Regions from separate parts of the Mus musculus genome. Here region 2 is linked to region 1. The links are chromatin loops, found by intact Hi-C in ENCODE. Cell type or tissue: left cerebral cortex. All regions are shown on one strand.

Region 1 (2,500 bases):
AACAAACAGTTATCTAGGACTAATTGCTAGTCTGGGTCTTTTGTTGTTCTATATCAATTTGAGGATTTTCTTTGTATTTATGTGAAGAATGAGATGAGGATGTTGATTGTGATTTCACTGAATCAGTAAATTGTTTTGGTAGGAAGGTCTTTTTTCACAATGTTAATTCTACCAAGCTGTATGTTTGAGAGGTCTTCAAATTCAAATTCACATAGTGATATGTGAATCTTTTCACGATTTTTACTGATCAAATAAAGGCTAGAGCCTGTGATTGGGCAGCATAGGTTAAAAATGGGATGGGAGGTCTGAAAGAGAGAGGAGGAAGAGAATATGGAGCAAGGGTATCATAGCTGGGAGATAGTTTGGTGTGGTGATAGTGCTGCCTGATCTAGACTTATAGCTTATAAATTTAATAACTGAAGTGTGTGTTTTTAATACGGGTTTATTGGGGGTGAAAATTACTGCAACAACTGGTGCACCAATGTCTCCCTTGGAACCCTCTAATCTGAGATAAAAGTCCTCCCTCCCACTAAAAATAAATAAATAAATAAATAAACAGCTAGGTCCGTGCTTTAAAACTGCAGCCCTGGATAAAATAATCACTGAGTGAGTTTAAACGGTTTACAGAGAGCTACTGAAAAGCTCCCTCGTCAAGTCACAACGTGGCTGGGCGTTCCTGGAGCCTATAAGAAGGACCAAGGACCAAGGACTCAGGGGTGATATTCCTGTAGAACGGCTGTTGACAGCTGAGATTTGACAGCTGGCAAACAGTATTTAACGTTCTAAAGCTTTCTCACAGGCATAGCGAGCTTATCTGGGCATCTTTGCTCCAGGGAGCCTTCCCTTGCAGGCTTACCCTGATTTTCCCCCAAGTCTAAACAGGATGCAAGACAGTCAGACGGGCTCTACCAACTGAGATTGGTGTGCAAATGCAGCAGGAAAAGGCAGGATAGTCCAAAAGTGAACTGCAATTTCCCGAGCTGAACAGCAGAGGGAGACAAAGGTACAACAAGCTCTGGATCAGGAAACAAGATAATTTTCAGATACTTGAATTTATGAAATTTCTAGGCAAATGGATGTACTTGGAGGGCATCATCTTGACTGAGGTAACCCAATCACAAAAGAACTCACACAATATGTACTCACTGATAAGTGGATATTAGCCCAGAAACTTAGAATACCCAAGACATAATTTGCAAAACACATGAAACTCAAGAAGAAAGAAGACGAAAGTGTGGACACTTTGCCCCTTCTTAGAATTGGGAACAAAACACCCATGGAAGGAGTTACAGAGACAAAGTTTGGAGCTGAGACGAAAGGATAGACCATCTAGAGACTGCCATATCCGGGGATCCATCCGGTAATCAGCTTCCAAACGCTGACACCATTGCATACACTACCAAGATTTTGCTGAAAGGACCCAGATATAGCTGTCTCTTGTGAGACTATGCTGGGGCCTAGAAAACACAGAAGTGGATGCTCACAGTCAGCTATTGGATGGATCACAGGTCCCCCAATGGAGGAGCTAGAGAAAGTAACCAAGGAGCTAAAGGGATCTGCAACACTATAGGTGGAACAACAATATGAACTAACCAGTACCCCTTGGAGCTCGTGTCTCTAGCTGCATATGTATCAGAAGATGGCCTAGCCGGCCATCAGTGGAAAGAGAGGCCCATTGGTCGTGCAAACTTTATATGCCTCAGTACAGGGGAACACCAGGGCCAAGAAGTGGGAGTGGGAGGGTGGGGGAGTGGGTGGGGGAGCATGTGGGGCACTTTTGGGATAGCATTGGAAATGTAAATGAAATAAATACTAATAAAAAAATTAAAAGAAAAAAAGAAAACTAATCTCAGCTGGTCAGTAGTGGCACACGCCTTTAATTCCAGAATTTGGAAGGCAGAGGCAGGCAGATTTCTCAGTTTGAGGCCATCCTGGTCTACAGAGTGAGTTCCAGGACAGCCAGGGCTATACAGAGAAACCCTGTCTCAAAAAAACAAAAAACAAAAAACAAAAAAAGAAAAAAAGAAAAAAGAAAAAGAAACAACCCCCCCCCCAAGAAATAAAACCAAAACAGAAACCAAACAAAAAAACAACAAACCCAACAACAACAAAAAACCCTAATCTGAACGATAAAAGTGTTGCAAAATTCGAGGAGTGGGTGGGTGTACACCCTCATAGAAGCAGGAGAAAGAGGGATGGGATTAGGGGTTTCCTGGGGGTGGGAATTGGGAAAAGGGATAACATTTAAAATGTAAATAAATAGAATATACAATAAAAAAGAAAGAAAAGGAGAAACACTAAATACCTTTGGATTTTATGAAGGATATTTTGAATGAATGAACAGGGATGGATTTAAAAGAAGTTGACAGTTATAATTATTACAATATTAAGTAGCTTATCTTCTCAGGAGACAAAGCTCTAGATAAAAATTATAAGCCTTAGGAAAAGGGTTAGAGGAAACCTTGGATAAGATGTTAGAACAAAAGATGCAGAATTTCAT
Region 2 (2,500 bases), 95 kb after region 1:
CAGAATTTCGTAAGATGCTCTTCCCCTCAGCTACCTCAATAAGAACCAAAAAAGAAAGAACTCCGGCCCCACCCCACCCCCATTGGGGCTGGCCCCTGACAGGCAACTGCAAGAAAAATGTCTGAACAAAAAAAAAAAAAAAAAGCCTTTGGGAGTGGCGCTGATATCAAGCCAGGAACACCTCCACTTGGTGATCGGAGCACTCCGCCAGCGTCTAGTCCATTCATGTCTACATCAACAAATCCAAACTGCCAGTCTAGCAAAAAGACCAGCGTTGTGTATCAGAAACCGTTCCAGTCAGCCCCTGCCACAGTGAGAATGGCACAGCCGTTTCCTGCACAGTTTGCACCCAGAAGAAAGCTGTGGGAAGAGGACTCAGCCACAAGACATTTAGTCCTAGGTGTTGGCAAAGCAGAGAGCAGAGGTTCTTCAGTCCACACAGCGGTTTTTCTCTGAACAGCAACAGAGAAAACAGATAGGAGGCAAAGCCCAGAGAGTGGACAGTGATTTAAGTAAACCTGAAATTCTGACCCTCCTGGTACCTGCCAGGAAAACGTAGAAGAAAAGCCACCCCCTGCATCCACCATAACCACCAAACTTGTTAGAACTGGACCAATCAAACCTTAGGCGATCAAAACCAAAGGAACAAAATCTCATGAAGGTTGTGGTTTATTGGGAGCGGGTGGTCAGGGGTAAAGTGATCTGTGACATTATCCTGTGAGACACACAAGGGGCATAGAGCATTTTACACTGACAGAGCTGCTACACCAATTACAATGAGGCTCCACAGGCTCGCACCTCCTGTGTAACATTTGCATCTTCAGTTGGTTTATATTACAAGTGTGCATACAGTATAGTCCTATGGAGCACGAAACACCACAAGTAGGAAGAGAGAGTTGCTCAGCTGGACACTGGGTGGGCCCATTAATACAGCAGCTGTAGTTCTTTTGCTCCCTCGTGTTCTTTGGATGTGTGTATGGCTTTTCTAGGCTTGAAAGTAAAATGATGCTAACTGATGCTGGATAGAGGAGTCTTATCTTTTATTATGGCAGCTTGCCATTTTTGTAAAATGGTGATTCTGCTGAACACAATAAAGTGGTAACTGATTGATCTCCCCTTCTTCCTGGATGAGTGAGCAGATGATTAAATATTGATGTCAGCTTCCTTGAATATATTCAGATGAGCAACATATGGCTTCTGCTTCTATTTAAAATGATGCTGGGTTTGATTGTGGTCCAAAGTTTTGAAGCACTACTTGGCATCTCCTTCCTTGGAGGTCTCACCATTTAAACATAACAGATTTGATAACATGTTGGTAAGGTGAAGTCCAGCTTGTCTCCGCTAAGTCATCTTCATATGAATCCAGTGGTTATACAGTTTTGATTTAGGGATATTTCATTTTTTTAATAACGGTTTTTAGCTGACATTCACAGAGAGAATGAATTCTTAGAGTTGTGCTGCTAGTGAAAGGAACTCTAAGAGTGTGTTCCTTTACAGAGCAGTGTCACACCATCCTTTGGGCCCTCTGCTGGAAAAGTAGAATCAAGTCTCAACTCCTCTGTACCCTCTAGTATTATAGATGTAGGACAGTACCGTATCATACCTCTGTGAGTGTAAACAAGCCTGCACCTGCTTTATGATACGTAGTAGTGACTGTGCTTTGTCAGAGCTGTTTTTAATGATGTTGCTCAAAATGTTCTCTTTCCAGATAATTATTGAGAAGCTAATTAAAAAAAAAAAAAAAAGTGGTGCCAGGCACCACAAGAATAACAGAAAGTGGTGCCAGGCACCACAAGAATAACAGAACTGTGCTGTTTTCTGCAGTTTTGTTTTGTTTTTTTACTTTTTTTTAATAAAGTGTGCTTAATGTCTCTACAATTTTGTTCAAATGACTGCAGAATCTGGAAAAGTTGTTGCTGCTGTATTGACGGGTTTTTTTATACATAGTGCTATTACTGGTCTCTCTCTATATATATATGTATAAATTTTTATATATGTAATATATGTATAATATATGTACATACGTATATATAATTTGAATTTTTGAACCTTTAGCTGTGCTGTTAACTTTGGAAAAAAGTTCTCAGTTTACTGTGTTGAGTTGGCATTGTAAAGAAATTAACAGCCATATTGGTCTCGAAATGTTGAACTTAATTTTTTTCCATTTGTACAAGGTTAACACAATGTATGAAATATGTAAGGTTTTATCTATGTGAGTCTGGTTACAAAAACTTATAAAGTATTTTCTAAATAATGAAAACATTTTTGTGTGAATTGTAGTGATCAAAGTGCACACGTATGGGGAAAACCTAGTGGGAAGACATCAGTGCCAACAGTGTGTGGAAGAATAATAATGATAATGATAATAAACAGGGGTAACCAACATTGATTTTAAGTTTTTATAGCTAACACAGGTTACTTGTTCAACTTGTTCCTGGTCCACAGTTGCTGGCTTGTTTCCTGCCTGATTGTGATTTAGTTACAGGGTTATTTTGTTCCA

The links. Hi-C counts contacts between places; a loop is a spot of excess contacts. Peaks named below come from ENCODE experiments on the same cell type or tissue, not always from the same donor. Only the 100,000 strongest peaks of a DNase experiment are listed, where the experiment ranks them.
Region 2: it touches region 1 in a loop (4-fold over the local background); 9 of 42 quality-filtered maps call a loop at or near these places.

What each region holds. Positions count from the first base shown.
Region 1 is chr17:17,748,027-17,750,526 of GRCm38, reverse strand. No RefSeq gene overlaps it. Among named protein-coding and RNA genes, the nearest start is that of Vmn2r90, 45 kb to the right of the region's middle. In left cerebral cortex, a CTCF peak has its summit at 985 (motif pointing right); a DNase peak (open chromatin) is centred at 977.
Region 2 is chr17:17,653,024-17,655,523 of GRCm38, reverse strand. No RefSeq gene overlaps it. Among named protein-coding and RNA genes, the nearest start is that of Lnpep, 30 kb to the right of the region's middle. In left cerebral cortex, no CTCF peak of the experiment used is centred here; a DNase peak (open chromatin) is centred at 1,113.